Linked DNA regions of Homo sapiens: region 2 is linked to region 1. Evidence: read pairs that join two places in POLR2A ChIA-PET (ENCODE). Cell type or tissue: HepG2. All regions are shown on one strand. Each heading gives the region's core, and the rest is flanking DNA. Links, peaks and the distances in the headings are about the cores only. Region 1 overlaps ECE1 (endothelin converting enzyme 1). Region 2 has its middle 48 kb from the start of NBPF3.

The links. ChIA-PET counts read pairs that join two places held together with the same protein. Peaks named below come from ENCODE experiments on the same cell type or tissue, not always from the same donor. Only the 100,000 strongest peaks of a DNase experiment are listed, where the experiment ranks them.
Region 2: POLR2A ChIA-PET joins it to region 1 with 5 read pairs; 2 of 35 experiments call an interaction of 5 or more read pairs at or near these places.

The regions. Positions count from the first base shown.
Region 1 is chr1:21,247,562-21,256,391 of GRCh38, reverse strand. ECE1 (endothelin converting enzyme 1) reads left to right here. Exons shown (of 19, transcript NM_001397.3): 8 at 254-445. Among named protein-coding and RNA genes, the nearest start is that of ECE1, 38 kb to the left of the region's middle. In HepG2, for the core only: a CTCF peak has its summit at 992 (motif pointing left); DNase peaks (open chromatin) are centred at 991, 4,341 and 8,321.
Region 2 is chr1:21,387,885-21,395,884 of GRCh38, reverse strand. No RefSeq gene overlaps it. Among named protein-coding and RNA genes, the nearest start is that of NBPF3, 48 kb to the left of the region's middle. In HepG2, for the core only: no CTCF peak of the experiment used is centred there; no DNase peak of the experiment used is centred there; H3K27me3 peaks cover 1,231 bases.

The DNA of each region.
Region 1 (8,830 bases), core at 831-8,830:
TAGAGACGGGGTTTCGCCATGTTGGCCAGGTTGGTCTCAAACTCCTGACCTTAGGTGATCCACCCACCTCAGCCTCCCAAAGTGCCAGGATTACAGGCGTGAGCCACCACACCTGGCCCCACGGGTGTCTTGGGGGCACTGTGCAGCCCCCTGGCTCCCTGTGCCGGACTTGGCTGGCCAAGCCCCCCACCAACTCTCGTCCAGTGGATAGTGGGGGGGCAGCCACTGACAGTTTGGGGTATGGGCCCTGCAGGTGCTGACCGGATATCTGAACTACATGGTCCAGCTGGGGAAGCTGCTGGGCGGCGGGGACGAGGAGGCCATCCGGCCCCAGATGCAGCAGATCTTGGACTTTGAGACGGCACTGGCCAACATCACCATCCCACAGGAGAAGCGCCGTGATGAGGAGCTCATCTACCACAAAGTGACGGCAGCCGAGCTGCAGGTAACTTGAGCGCCGGCTGCTAGGGAGGCTGGGATGGCCTCCAGGTTTCAGACAGGGCCCTGGACTGGGGGCTTTTATACTCATTTCATCTAGTCCTTGAAACTATGTGACAAAGGAAGGATGGTTGTTATGCCCAGTCCACAGATGGAAAAACTGATGCTCAGAAAGGTCAAGTTACCTGCTGAAGGGCACACAGCTAGTAAGTGACTCCAAAATAGGCGCCTGGCCGACACCAGGCTGCTTCTCTGTAATTAATAGTGTTTACTTGGAGGCTCGGGGTCATGACCACACCAGCTTACATTGACAGCGCCTTTCCAGTCTCTCCAGCACCAAGCACATCGAACTTGGTTACAGTGAGCACTTAATAAATGCATGGTGTGGATTCTGTCATTACTTTTCCCTTTTCTGAGCCAGATCAAGGTCCGGAGGCTCCTAAGTGGCAGAGGAGCCAGCCGCAGATGGGCTCACTGTACAACAGGGCGTTAGATCTGTGATGCTCTCTGTCACCCATTGGAGAAGCCCAACGTCCAAGGGCTCAGCCTCTGCCAAAGGCTGCCCTCTGGTGGCTGCTTGGTTCTTGAGGGTCCAGAGAGAATAGCTTGCTGGTTCCTTCTTTCCAGAGCATCAGCTGGCATTGCAGAGGGATCAGCAGAATGGCCACCACCGATCTTGCCGTTTCTTGACATCACCCAGGAATGCGTGGCCAGGCCTTGCTTCTCTGCTGAGGAGGGGCTCCCGCAGAGTGTCATCTCCCTCCTTCCTTACCTTGTGACCAGCCGAATTTGACCTGTTGTCCGTTCCTTCTACTTTCAGGAAGAACACTAGGTCCCTGCCCTTTACCCTCCTCCAGCTGACAGGTGTATATGGGTCCGTCTTGGGACCTTGCGCTTCATGTGCTTCCTGGCTAGTGGGGGACACCAGCTAGAAACAACCCTGTCTCATTGCTGAGTGCTTTGGGCAAAAGCAGCGGGCCCTGGGAGCCAGGGGTGGGGAGAAGTCAGGGAAGGTGAGTCTAACGATAGATGAGCATTTCCAGGCCAACTGGGTGTCCCAGGCGGAGATGCAGGCCGTGCTAGGGCCCACGATCAGGGTCAGGGGAGCCTGGCCTCCTGCTGGTGCTGGCTGCCCTTCAGCTCCCAGAGAAACTGGCCTGAGGCTCAGTGGTGCTGCTCAGACCAGGATGGAGATCAACAGCTGCTGTTAGATACCATCTGGCACTCTTTTCCTGCTCTGAGGCCAGGAGGCTGAGGGTGATGTTGTTTGTGCATTATAATTTGGTTTGTTCCAGCCGATTTCTCAGCCTGAGGGGCCCCCGCAGTGCCTCAGCCCCCTACCGTGGCCATGATGCCAACTGTCTGTGCCAGGAATAGCGGAGAAGGCACAGGAGCCCTGAGCACATCAGCCCAGCATGGCCACCAGGTTCCCCCCAGGCATCCTATCACCACTGCTTCTGCTCTCTTCTTCCAAGCAGAGGAAGAAAGGCTTTTCCTGCCTCCCAGCTGCACAGCTGCCAAGGTGGGGGGAGTTTAGCAGACTCAGCAGCTTGTAGTACACAAGCCCTGGGCTTAGATTCAGAGGACTGTAAGCCCCTTGGAGCTCTAAGTGCTGGGATTATAAGCATGAGCCACCACGCCTGGCCAAACAGCCTCTGTGTTCTAAGTACCCAAAGTTCAATTAAGATCTTTAGGAAATATATGGATTCTCTCGAGTTTTTACAGATATTTCTGATTAAATTCTAATGTGAATTTGGCTGCCTTCCTTGTAAAATGGGCTTGGCTCGTTCACTCACCCCAGCTGTGTGCCAGAACACAAATGAGACATAGCCCTTGCCCTCACAAGGGACTGTGGTTCCTCTTTTTTTTTTTTTTTTTTTTTTTTGAGACAAAGTCTTGCTCTGTCGCCCAGGATGGAGTGCAGTGGCATGATCTCAGCTTACTGCAACCTCTGCCTCCCAGGTTCAAGCGATTCTCCTGCCTCAGCCTCCTGAGTAGCTGGAATTACAGGCAGGCACCACCACGCCCGGCTAATTTTTGTATTTTTAGTAGAGTCGGGGTTTCACCATGTTGGTCAGGCTGGTCTCGAACTCCTGACCTCATAATCCACCCGCCTCGGCGTCCCAAAGTGCTGGGATTACAGGCATGAGCCACCGCACCTGGCCTGTGGTTCTTTTTTTTTTTTTAATTTGAGACAGAGTCTCGCGCTCTCGCCCAGGCTGGAGTGCAGTGGCGCCATCTCGGCTCTCTGCAAGCTCCACCTCCTGGGTTCACGCCATTCTCCCACCTCAGCCTCCCGAGTAGCTGGGACTACAGGCACCCGCCACCACGCCCGGCTAATTTTTTTGTATTTTTAGTAGAGACCGGGTTTCACCGTGTTAGCCAGGATGGTCTCGATCTCCTGTCTTCGTGAGTTGCCCGCCTCGGCCTCCCAGAGTGTTGGGATTACAGGCGTGAGCCACCGCGCCCGGCCTGTGGTTCTTAACTTTAAGTCACAGAGTCCTTTGAGAACAGATCAAAAACCATGGACTATCTCCCAGAATAAATGGGTATATATGCATATTTTTAAAATTATGTCTGACATTTAAAGACGTCCTGGCCGGGCATGGTGGCTCAGGCCTGTAATTCCAGCACTTTGGGAGGCCGAGGCAGGTGGATCACCTGAGGTCAGGAGTTCAAGACCAGCCTGACCAATATGGTAAAACCCCGTCTCTACTAAAAATACAAAAATTAGCCGGGTGTGGTGGTGTGCGCCGGTTGTCCCAGCTACTCGGTAGGCTGAGGCAGGAGAATCACTTGAACCCAGGAGGCGGAGGTTGCATTGAGCCAAGATCACACCACTGCACTCCAGCTTGGGTGACAGAGCGAGACTCCGTCTCAAAAAAATAAAATAAAATAAAATAAAATAAAATAAAATAATAAAGAAGTCCTGGCCCCCTGAAGCCTGTGTTCTAAGTAAGAATCTCTTCCTGGCCTGCCACACAGGGTTGTTGGAGAATAAGTTGAGGTAAAGGATGAGAGTTCATTCAGTAAACTCATTTGCACAACCCAGTACAAGCATAACATATTATATTCATCATTATTGTTACTATTCCTTTGTTATTAGCGATGTCACCCAGGAACCCAGCACTAAATCAATTTGATTCATTCTACTCTGGGACAGAGAATGTCTTGTTCCCTGGTGTCTGGAAATGGGGTTTTCTTCCCATACTCCAGGTAACTTAGGGAAAAGCACGCCAGGTTTCACAGTGTGGTTCTAGGCTAGCCCTGCTGGGGTACAGAATGCTTCCAGGCTAGTCCCCAGCAGAGTCTGAACTCAGAGCTGTGAATCAGACACTCTTCCATTACTTCTGGGGGCCTGAGGACCTTCCCCTTCCTTTCTAGGACCCTCACGCCAAAGGCTGTTTGGGCCTGAGCCCCATTTTCTACCCCATTTCTCCAGCTGAGATGAAGCTCAGAAGCATTCTTCTCTTCTCTCCCAGTTTCAAACCTATTTGAATTGGTTGGTTTGTGACCCACAGTACTCCTTGGCTGCAGGTGTGGAAAATGGAGCTCACTGGTGTGCCCCAGAGGGTGTGAGTCACAAGTGGAATGTCCTAGTCAGTTAAAACAGCCGTCTCCATGGAGATGGAGCTAGGCACATGTGTTTAAGATAGGAGTTCACTAAAGCAGCCAGGATGGAAAATGTGAAAATCCTGGTATTCAACACATCTTATCTGACAGTCATGGGAACTTCCCTGCACAGAACACCTGCTTTCCCTAAAGGGCCAGGGTTGTGTTGAAGAGTACACAGGGATTTCTCACCGTCTTATATCTGTACCTTGATCAGAGAGTTCCAGTTGTCTGCAGTTTATGGAGCTCTCGTCCACTGTGTAAACACTGACAGTTTGTAAACTTGTCGATTTTCCCAAGGCCTTTGCCAACAGGTCATGCAGTCAGGTGGCTCTAATGGTGGAACCCTATTTGAGGATCTCACAAGCACAGCTCCAGTTTTTGTAGTCACAGAAATGTTAAAGATTAGCCTCAGAGGTTACCTGCCTGAGGGCCTCCTACCAGGAGGAGGGCAGAGAGGACAAGGTAAAGAGAAAAGAAACTCAGGGTTATTGGGCAAGCAGGTATAAGAGGCACAGATCTATCAGCTCTGGGAGGGGAGGCTGTTTTCCCCTTTTTAGAGAAAGAACGGAAAAAGGCTGGAGGTCCCAGAGCTGGTTCCTCCTGGGGATGCTGATCCAGGTCTGCTCATTCTTAGCTCATTCTTAGCCCAAGTGGCTCTTCCCAGCTCACCTAGCTGGCAGGGATGCACTGGAGCCCCCTGGCCCCCAAGTCCGCTGCGCACATCTCTTACCAGCTCCGCAGGTATTTTACCATCAGCCACGGTGGGAAGAGTTACCCAGAAACTGAGAGCCAGTTGTTAACTGTTTTGTTTTTGTTTTTGTTTTGAGACAGAGCTTCGCCCTGTTGCCCAGGCTGGAGTGCAGTGGCATGATCTTGGCTCACTGCAGCCTCCGCCTCCCAGGCTCAAGTGATTCTCATGCCTCAGCCTCCCAAGTAGCTGGGATTACAGGCGTGCACCACCACGCCTGGCTAATTTTTTTATACTTTTAGCAGAGATAGGGTTTCATCATGTTGGCCAGGCTGGTCTTGAACTCCTGGACTCAGGTGATTCTCCTGTCTTGGCCTCCCAAAGTGCTGGGATTTACAGGCATGAGCCACCGTGCCCGGCGCAGTTGTTAACTGTTTACCAGCACGCCACTGCCTTCAGGACCTGCCCTCCTCACAAATTCACCTGTCCTTTGAGGTCCTTGTTCCCCAGCAGCTGAGTTGCCCTTTTAAACCCAAAGAGATGAGTGAACCTGGGTTTTAGACCTCCACAGTGGCTAGTTAACTATGTGACCTCAGGAAAGTCACCTTACCCCATCTGCAAATTCAGCATCTCTTTTTTTTTTTGAGACTGAGTCTCGCTCTGTCGCCCAGGCTGGAGTGCAGTGGCGCGATCCCCGCTCACTGCAAGCTCTGCCTCCCGGGTTCATGCCATTCTCCTGCCTCAGCCTCCCGCGTAGCTGGGACTACAGGCGTCCACCATAATGCCCGGCTAATTTTTTGTATTTTTAGTAGAGATGGGGTTTCACCCTCTTAGTCAGGATGGTCTCCCTTTCCTGACCTCGTGATCTGCCCGCCTCGGCCTCCCAAAGTGCTGGGGTTACAGGCGTGAGCCACCGCGCCCGGCCTCAGCATCTGTTAAGCGGGGGTTTATGGCTACCTCCCTCACAGAGGGTGTCATCAGTATATACCAACAGGCTATAGACTGGTCTTACATTACAGATCAATTTTACTTTATTGATTGATTTTTCCATGTGAAGGCCATATGTGGAGCCTCTCTCACCTCCTTTGTCTTGCATTTTGTCCTTTTTCAAGAAAACAAAAGAGAATTTGGAATTGGACAGGCCCAGGAACATACATGGGAGACCTTGAACAAAGATTGTAATGGCCAATATTGATGAGTTGCTTGCTAAATGCCAGACATATCCATCTAAGTGATCGACATGTACAGGCATTTTTGCTGTAGCAGTATATATAATTCCAAAAAACCTTGTGTTCTGTAAAATCGCACACTAAAAATAGCAGTACGTGTGGGGAAAATAGAACAAGAGCAGAACAAAAGTTATGCAACTTTACTTGAGGATACTGTGCTAAGCGAAATAAGCCAATCACAAAAGGACAAATACTGCCTGATTCTACTTATATGAGGTACCTAGAATAGTCAAGTTCATAGAGACAGAAAGTAGAATGGTAGTTTCCAGGAGTGGGGGTTGGGGCCAGTGGGAAGTTATTGCCTGATGGGTAGAGTCTCACATTTGCAAGATGAAATCTGTGGGGCCAGACGCGGTGGCTTATGCCTGTAATCCCCTCACTTTGGGAGGCCAAGACGGGTGGATCACCAGAGGTCAGGAGTTCGAGACCAGTCTGACCAATATGGTAAAACCCCGTCTCTATTAAAAAAAAAAAAAAAAAAATTAGCCAAGGTGGTGGCATGTGCCTGTAGTCCCAGCTACTTGGGAGGCTGGGACAGGAGAATCACTTGAACCCGGGAGGCGGAGGTTGCAATGAGCTGAGATCGCACCACTGCACTCCAGCGTGGGCAACAGAGTGAGACTGTGTCTCAAAACAAAATAAATAATTTAAAAAAGCAATCTGTGGCTGGATAGTGGTGGTGATGGTAGCACTGCAGTGTGAATGGACTGAATGCCCCTGAACTGTGCTCTTTTTTTTCTGAGGCAGGGTTTCACTCTGTCAACCAGGCTGAAGTGTAGTGGTGTGATTTCAGCTCACTGCAGCCTCGACCTCCCAGGCTCAAGCAATTCTCCCACCTGGGACTACAGGCTCAGACCTCCATGCCTAGCTAAGTTTTAAATTTTTTTTTGTAAAGATGGGGTGTCACCATGTTGCCCAGGCTGGTCTTGAACTCCTGGGCTCAAGCGATCTGCCCACCTCAGTCTCCCAAAGTGCTGGGATTACAGGCATGAGTCACTGCTCCTGTCCTTGAACTGTGCTCTTAAACATGGTGAAGATGGTGAATTTTATATGTATTTTACCACAGCTTTTTTTTTTTTGAGATGGAGTCTCGCTCTGTTGCCCAGGCTGGAGTGCAGTGGCGTGATCTTGGCTCACTGTAACCTCTGCCTCCCTGGTTCAAGCGATTCTCCTGCCTCAGCATCCCGAGTAGCTGGGACTACAGGCATGTACCACCACGCCCAGCTAATTTTTGTAATTTTGGTAGAGACAGGGTTTCACCATGTTGTCCAGGCTGGTCTTGAACTCCTGACCTCAGGTGATCCACTGGCCTCGGCCTTCCAAAGGGTACCACAATTTTTTTTAAGTTGCGCAACTTTGTAATCAGAATCCTAACAAAACAATAATTAGAAACTTGAGGAGTACCTCAGCATGGCTGGAGGCTGCCGTGGGGAAAGCACCAGCTGGGAAATGCTAGCTGTGGACACCAAGACCCTGCAGATAAGACAGGGAGCTCTGGCCAGGTGGGGTGGCTCAAAGTGCTGTTAATCCCAGCCCTTTGGGAGGCCGAGGCAGGCAGATCATGAGGTCAGGAGTTCGAGACCAGCCTGACCAACATGGTGAAACCCTGTCTCTACTAAAAATACAAAAATTAGCCAGGAGTGGTGGCTCACACCTGTAATCCCAGCTACTAGGGAGGCTGAGGCAGGAGAATCGCTTGAACCTGGGAGGCGGAGGTTGCAGTGAGCTGAGATCACGCCACTGCACTAGAGCCTAGACATGAGAGCAAGATTCCATCTCAAAAAAAAAAGAAAAGAAAAAGAGAGCTCTGAACAAGCGCCTTTAGGGTCACAGAGAAAGTGCAACCTGCTGGAGGCTGAGAGTTACAGGTCTGGAAGGCGCCTCTGTGAGGAGAGGAAGCCCCAGGCGCGAGCGCTCATTTTCAGTCATCTTAAAATAGAGCAGACCAGGCTGGGTGCGGTAGCTCATGCCTATAATCCCAGCACTTTGGGAGGCTGAGGCAGGCGGGTCACTTGAGGTCAGGAGTTCAAGGCCAGCCTGGCCAAGATGGCAAAACCCCATCTCTACTAAAAATACGAAAATTAAGTGGGCATGGTGGTGGGTGCCTGTTGTAATCCCAGCTACTCGGGAAGCTGAAACAGGAGAATCACTTGAACCCTGGAGGCAGAGGTTACAGTGAGCCAAGATGGCACCACTGCACTCCAGCCTGGACAAGAGAGTGAGACTCCGTCTCAAAAAAAAAAAAAAAGTAGAGCTGACCAGCCTGCTGTGTGCATTAGCTGAGCTGAGGGCTTTTCCTTTCTTGCTGAAAGTTAATGTTCAACCCTTCCCGATCCCATGCCTGAGAAATATCACCTTCGGACCAATGCAGCTCAGAAGTTATGCTGCTGTCTTCCTGAATTTACCAATCATGTAGAAGTTCACTGATGTTACTTACAGAATCCCATGTTGAATAGAACAAACAGCATAAGCTTGTTCAGTCCTCACAAATAACCCAGTGAAGTGGGTTCTGTTATTATGGTGATCCCCACTTCTCAGACAAGATACTGAGGCCCAGAAGGATGCATTAACTTACCCAGGGTTACACAGCTAGCAAGGAAGAGAGCTAGAAGATGAGCCCAGGCAGTTTGGCTGCAGAGTCTACAAGCTCAACTGTTTCAGGCCTGTCTAAAGCTCAGTCTCCTCATCCATGAAGCAGGGATAATAGTACCTACTGCTTGGACTCGCGTGAGGACCAGGTGGAATCATATGCATCAATCATTTGCCACGGCTCCTGGCACACAGGAGACGCTTGCTGAATGGTAGCGGCAGCTGCTGCATCTTCTCATTGCATCCTCATTCCATTTCAGGTTAAATTTTG
Region 2 (8,000 bases), core at 1-8,000, 140 kb before region 1:
TACATGTTACAATGTTAATTCTTAGCAACTTTCGTTTTTGCTGAAAAATCTGGTAAGTAAGTGATTCTAATTATGTACCAGGAGTAGAACCTAAGACACCAGATAGAAATGCAGATGAGGTTGAACTCTTTCCAGCTGCCGGTCATGACTAACTCCACCTGTCCCCAGACTTTATCTAATGGCTTAAAAACAGGTCAGTGGAAAGATTTTCAAAAGAAAGAAGCAGTTTATGACGTTAAAGCATTTAGCAAACCTAATAGCTGCCCTGCCTAAGTTAGACCAAATATCTAAATTTCAAAGACATTTTTATTTCACCAATAATCTTTAAGACTGTCTTTATTTCCCAAAGCTTACTAAGTCACATGAACTAAAAAGCATTGCAGTTTTTATTTTTCTGACAAAATATTTAAGCACTTATTATTTTTAAACGAATTAATCAGAGCTCTTCCATATATAAACATCACACACACAACACATAAAAATACACAGAAGATCCAGTAGTTGTAAGATTTTTCATTTGCCAGTTTTTCGTTTTTTTTGTTTGTTTGTTTGTTTTTTGAGACAGAGTCTCGCTCTGTCCCCAGGCTGGAGTACAGTGGTGCGATCTTGGCTCACTGCAAGCTCCACCTCCCAGGTTCACGCCATTCTCCTGCCTCAGCCTCCCGAGTAGCAGGGACTACAAGCACCCGCCACCACGCCTGGCTAATTTTTTGTATTTTTAGTAGAGATGGGGTTTCACCGTGTTAGCCAGGATGGTCTCGATCTCCTAACCTCATGATCAGCCCGCCTCGGCCTCCCAAAGTGCTGGGATTACAGGCGTGAGCCACCGTGCCCAGCCTCATTTGCCAGTTTTTAAGTTTCTTTTTAGAGCATGTAGTTTCTTTCTTTTTAAAAAGTTATTTATTTTTGAGACAGGGTCTCACTCTGTCACTCAGGCTGGAGTGCAGTGGTGCAATATCAGCTCACTGCAACCTCTGCCTCCCAGGTTCAAGTGATTCTCATGTCTCAGCTTCCCGAGTAGCTGGGATTACAGGCATGCACCACCACACCTAGCTAATTTTTGTATTTTTAGTAGAGATGGGGTTTCACCATGTTGGCCAGGCTGGTCTCGAACTCCTGGTCTCACGTGATCAACCTACCTCAGCCTCCCAAAGTGCTGGGATTACAGGCATGAGCCACCACACCTAGCTAATTTCTAGGGCCTAATAAGCCCATACAGCTGGAAGGCAAAACAGATCCCCCAAAATTAAGGGTCTCATTTTTATACCAGATCCTGGATCCCCAAAAAGGAGGGGATCAGCCCATCTCCCAACAGATTATCTCTCAGTGGCGGTGGGAATATATCCATACCTTCTAGGTGGCCAAGAACATGCTTCTCTGATCCAAACATGCAAAGAGCTGAGAATCCTCCCTTAATTGCCATTAGCCATGCCCAAAAGTATATCCTCCAACTAGTTATTACACACCAAAGCTCTCTCATAATGTGAAGTAATTTCTGATACCCCCCCAAAGTAAAAAACGTCAGATAATGCAATGCCAGACAGAAGAGAGCCTTAGATTTCAAGAGGGATGGATCTATTCAGTTCTAATTCCTGGAGTTTCAGGAGGAAAACAGAGGTTTTTCCCAAAACAAGATCTGTGGCATCTCCTCCATTTTTCCCAAGGAGTCACAGGCTGTTAGAAATTATCTTAGGTCCTCTTGGCTGGGCGCGGTGGCTCATGCCTGTAATCCCAGCACTTTGGGAGGCCGAGGCAGGTGGATCACAAGGTCAGTAGTTTGAGACCAGCCTGGCCAACATGGTGAAACCCCGTCTCTACTAAAGAAATACAAAAATTAGCCCGGTGTCGTGGCAGGCACTTGTAATCCCAGCTACTCGGGAGGCTGAGGTGGGAGAATCGCTTGAATCCCAGGAGGCAGAGGTTGCAGTGAGCCAAGATTGCACCATTGCACTCCAGCCTGGGCGACAGAGCAAGACTCTGTCTTAAAAAAAAAAAAGAAAGAAAGAAATTATCTTAGGTGCTCTCATGTGGACAGGCAAGAAGACAAAATGGAGAAAAACAATTCAGTCAACTAAGGAGAAAACCATTTTTTTCTTTAGAAAAATAAGATCCAAGAAGAGAAAAAAATATAAAGACCTTTTAAATACACTTATAACTTGAATATCTGCTTTTAACTAAGCTGACTTTTAACCATAGCACTCTTTAAAAAAAAAATCTTTTTAAATCTCTTATTACCCGACTGTAGCCTGGCCAAATGGCCAATATTTCTGGCTTTTGAACTTTACCAAAGGTAACCTCATAGCACCTCAGGTGCTCAGAGAAAGGAAAATTCAAGAAAGGAAGTCGGAAGTTGTTCATGGAGGGAAAGAGACTCAATGAATGGCAAACGCCACATGACAGAAATAACTCATTTCCTAGGCCAAAAATTGAACCTGGGCCACCACTGTGAAAAGACAAAGGCTTAGCTACTAAGCTACAGCACTGGGCAGGCTCCATTGCTCTTTCCAGAAGGAGCCTAGAGCAGTCAATTTTGAGCTTGCAATGGCTTTTAACTGCTCAAGATAATTTTTTTTTTTTTTTTTTTGAGAAGAAGTCTCACTCTGTCCCTCAGGCTGGAGTGCAGTGGCTCAGTCTAGGCTCACTGCAACCTCTGCCTCTGGAGTTCAAGAGATTCTCCTGCCCCAGCCTCCCAAGTGGCTGGGATTACAGGCACGTGCCACCATGTGCAGCTAATTTTTCTATTTTTAGTAGATGGGGTTTCGCCATGTTGGTCGGGCTGGTCGTGAACTCCTGACCTCAGGTGATCCGCCCACCTCGGCCTCCCAAAGTGCTGGGATTAGAGTCGTGAGCCACCGCACCCAGCCTCAAGATAATTTTTAAGACTAACTATGACATGAATCCCAAAACTCCTGTTCCCTGGATGGTGGAAACCAAGAGAAATTACCACGGTGTGGTTACAAGGTCAAGCTCCCAAAGACATAAAACAAGACCTGAGGGAAATCTTGATACGGTTTTGCTCTGTGTCCCCACGAAAATCTCATCTCAAATTGTAATCCCCACATGTCAAGGGAGGGACCTGTAATCCCCACGTGTTGAGGGAGGGAGCTGATTGGATCATGGGGGCTGTTTCCCCCTTGCTTTTCTCATGATAGTGAGTGAGTTCTCACGAGATCTGATGGTTTTATTCGTGTTTGGAAGTTTCTCCTTCGCTCTTCTCTCTCTCCTGCTGCCTAGGGAGGAAGGTGCCTTGCTTTTCCTTCACCTTCCACCCTGATTATAAGTTTCCTGAGGCCTCCCCAGCCATGTGGAACTGTAAGTCAATTAAACCTCTTTCCTTTATAATTTATCCAGTCTCAGGTATTTCTTTATGGCAGTGTGAAAACGGACTACTACAAACCTCATCCAGTTTTTTTTGTTTGCTTCAGGGACCTGCAGCAAAGTTTGTAACTGACCAGTTTTCCAGGCTAGCTTGAACAGCAGGCTTATGGGGTTCTAAGCCCATGTTCTATCATAAGGTACGCCTCTTTATGACAGAACGATATAGAAAGACAAATTCATAGCACAAAGTACCCCTCTTTATGACAGAACGATATAGAAAGACAAATTCATAGCACAAAGTATACAAATCCATAGCACAAAGTATTCATAGCACAAAGTATCATAAGGTACCCCTCTTTATGACAGAACGATATAGAAAGACAAATTCATAGCACAAAGTATACCAGATTCACTACAGTTTAACCTCACAAATCCTTTTTCTCATTAATCAGAACTTTGCGGCCAGGCAGGGTGGCTCACGCCTGTAATCCCAGCACTTTGGGAGGCCGAGCGGGAGGATCACGAGGTCAGGAGATCAAGACCATCCTGGCTAATACGGTGATACCCACTCTCTACTAAAAATACAAAAAATTAGCCGGGTGAGATGACGGGCGCCTGTAGTCCCAGCTACTCGGGAGGCTGAGGCAGGAGAATGGCATGAACCTGGGAAGCAGAGTGCACTCCAGCCTGGGCAATAGAGGGAGACGCTGTCTCAAAAAAAAAAAAAAAAAAAAAAAAAAAAGAACTTTGCAGAGGAGACAGTGATTTTTACAATTCCTACAACCAGTTTGCACAGAGAGCCCACAAGCCTGACCAGTAAGAAATTCTTACCCTTTTGCCTGCATGCCAGGTTTCTGGGTTCCCTTTCCCTGAGTGACCTTAGTGACCCTGCTTGCCACATCATAGCCCTGGGGACCAAGCTGCAACACCAAAGAAAATCATCTTTTTCCTTTTCATGGAACCACAGGCAAAAGTCTCTCAATTTTGTAAGATGCCGTTCAAGGGATTGCATGGGATAACCAAATTAACATTTTCCATCCGGCCAGAGCAAAATACGTGTGACAAAACATAGATATTAACCACTCTGCTTAGCACCCAATATCGAACTGGTAAGGCTCAAACTTGCCCCTGTTTGAGCCCTGTCATCTTTATTCAAAGTGGGGTGGAATGATCTCCGACCAGCAGTTTCAACATTTGGTCTCTGGGCAAGATGGTCGCCCTGAGTAACAGAAAAGATAGGAAAGGGAAAGGAGAGAACGAGAGAGAGAAAAGCATTGCCTGCGATGAGGTGGGGAAGGCAAGGAGCTCAGGGGGTGGGAGAAAGACCCACCCATTGCAGCGACACTGACTCAAAAGTTCAGGCAGCTGCTTGTCAGTCACAAAGGGATCTTTTCCAGCAGACCCATCAGCTCTCAAGTTTCCCTCTTTTGGGGGAGGAAAAAGCTCCCATGTCCTATGGTCCTGTACTTGTCTAATCCTGTCACCCATAGCCATCAGCAAGCAGTGCAAGGCAGATTAATTCAAAGATGGGTTAACATCCCATAATGCCAAATCCTCTTTTTTTTTTTTTTTTTTCTTTTTGTGGAGAACAGGGTCTCAATATATTGTCCAGGCAGGTCTTGAACTCCTGGGCTCAAGCTATCTTCCTGCCTCTCCCTCCCTAAGAGCTAGGATTACAGGCGTGAGCCACCACGCCCAGCCCAAACCCATTTTTTAACCAAAAGGGACTTTACTGAGGGAAGGTCCTCTAACCCTCTAAATATTAGGAAGGACTCTTACCTTCCTAAGTTGGGCCTTGAACCCAAGTTCGGTCAAGCATCCTTGCCTTTTATTAAGAGGGGCCTTTAACCTTGTCTGTCTCAGGAGAAACTAACTCTCCTAAGTTGGGCCTCTCACTCAATTCCATCCTTTACCTGGGTAAAATGTACCCCACCACTTACCCAAAGTCGGATAATCGGTGCTGCAGTCTCTTTCCTTTGAGTTGGGGGTCTCCTCGGTATAGTCCCTTTGTGGTAGCCAAGAAGATGTTACCGGAAGGGTGTCCGGATCTAGACCCCAAAGGAGGATTCTTGGACCTCGCCCAAGAAAGAATTCAGGGCCAGGCGCAGTGGCTCACGCCTGTAATCCCAGCACTTTGGGAGGCTGAGGCAGGCAGATCACTTGAGGTCAGGAGTTCGAGACCAGCCTGGTCAACATATAGTGAGACCCCGTCTCTACTAAAAAATACAAAAATTAGCTAGACGTGGTGGCACGCACCTGTAGTCCTAGCTACTTGGGAAGCTGAGGCAGGAGAATCGCTTGAACACGGGAGGCAGAGGTTGCAGTGAGCCAAGATCGCACCACTGTACTCCAGCCTCGGCGACAGAGCAAGACTCTGTCTCTCAAAAATAAATAAATAATTTGGGACAAGTTCATAGAGTAAAGAGAAAGCAAGTTTATTAAGAAAGTAAAGGAATAAAGAATGGCTACTCCATAGATAGCAGCAGCATGGGCTAGTCAACTGATTATACTTATAGTAATTTCTTGATAATATGCTAAATGAAGGGTGGATGATTCATGAGTTTCCCACGAAAAGGTTGGGCAGTTCCGGGAACTGAGGGTTTCTCCCCTTTTTAGACCATAGAGAGTAATTTCTAGACGTTGCCATGGCATTTGTAAACTGTCATGACGCTGGTGGGAGTGTCCTTTAGCATGCTAATGCATTATAATTAGCGTATAACGAACAGTGAGGATGACCAGAGGTCACTTTCTTTTTTTTTTTTTTTTTTTTTGTAAGCTTTTTCACTTTTTTTTTTTTTCTTTAATTTATTTTTTTATTGATAATTCTTGGGTGTTTCTCACAGAGGGGGATTTGGCAGGGTCATGGGACAATAGTGGAGGGAAGGTCAGCAGATAAACAAGTGAACAAAGGTCTCCGGTTTTCCTAGGCAGAGGACCCTGCGGCCCTCCGAAGTGTTTGTGTCCCTGATTACTTGAGATTAGGGATTGGTGATGACTCTTAACGAGCATGCTGCCTTCAAGCATCTGTTTAACAAAGCACATCTTGCACCGCCCTTAATCCATTTAACCCTGAGTGGACACAGCACATGTTTCAGAGAGCACAGGGTTGGGGGTAAGGTCACAGATCAACAGGATCCCAAGGCAGAAGAATTTTTCTTAGTGCAGAACAAAATGAAAAGTCTCCCATGTCTACTTCTTTCTACACAGACACGGCAACCATCCGATTTCTCAATCTTTTCCCCACCTTTCCCGCCTTTCTATTCCACAAAGCCGCCATTGTCATCCTGGCCCGCTCTCAATGAGCTGTTGGGCACACCTCCCAGACGGGGTGGTGGCCGGGCAGAGGGGCTCCTCACTTCCCAGTAGGGGCGGCCGGGCAGAGGCGCCCCTCACCTCCCGGACGGGGCGGCTGGCCGGGCAGGGGGCTGACCCCCCCACCTCCCTCCCGGACGGGGCGGCTAGCCGGGCAGAGGGGCTCCTCACTTCCCAGTAGGGGCGGCCGGGCAGAGGCGCCCCTCACCTCCCGGACGGGGCGGCTGGCCGGACGGGGCGGCTGGCCGGGCAGAGGGGCTCCTCACTTCCCAGTAGGGGTGGCCGGGCAGAGGCGCCCCTCACCTCCCGGACGGGGCGGCTGGCCGGGCAGGGGGCTGACCCCCCCACCTCCCTCCCGGACGGGGCGGCTGGCCGGGCAGAGGGGCTCCCCACTTCCCAGTAGGGGTGGCCAGGCAGAGGCGCCCCTCACCTCCCGGACGGGGCGGCTGGCCGGGCAGGGGGCTGACCCCCCCACCTCCCTCCCGGACGGGGCGGCTGGCCGGGCAGAGGGGCTCCCCACTTCCCAGTAGGGGTGGCCAGGCAGAGGCGCCCCTCACCTCCCGGACGGGGCGGCTGGCCGGACGGGGTGGTGGCCGGGCAGAGGGGCTCCTCACTTCCCAGTAGGGGCGGCCGGGCAGAGGCGCCCCTCACCTCCCGGACGGGGCGGCTGGCCGGGCAGGGGGCTGACCCCCCCACCTCCCTCCCGGACGGGGCGGCTGGCCGGGCAGAGGGGCTCCCCACTTCCCAGTAGGGGTGGCCAGGCAGAGGCGCCCCTCACCTCCCGGACGGGGCGGCTGGCCGGGCAGGGGGCTGACCCCCCCACCTCCCTCCCGGACCGGGCGGCTGGCCGCGCAGAGGGGCTCCTCACTTCCCAGTAGGGGCAGCCGGGCAGAGGCGCCCCTCACCTCCCAGACGGGGCGGCTGGCCGGGCAGAGGGCTGACCCCCCCACCTCCCTCCCGGACAGGGCGGCTGGCCGGGCGGGGGGCTGACCCCCCCACCTCCCTCCCGGATGGGGCGGCTGGCCAGGCGGGGGGCTGACCCCCCCACCTCCCTCCCGGACGGGGTGGCTGGCCGGGTGGGGGGGCTGACCCCCCCATCTCCCTCCCGGACGGGGTGGCTGGCCAGGCTGAGGGGCTCCTCACTTCCCAGTAGGGGCGGCCGGGCAGAGGCGCCCCTCACCTCCTGGACGGGGCGGCCGGCCGGACGGGGGGCTGACCCCCCCACCTCCCTCCCGGACGGCACGGCTGGCCGGGCGGGGGGGCTGACCCCCCACCTCCCTCCCGGATGGGGCGGCTGGCCGGGCGGGGGGCTGACCCCCCCCACCTCCCTCCCGGACGGGGTGGCTGCCGGGCGGAGACACTCCTCACTT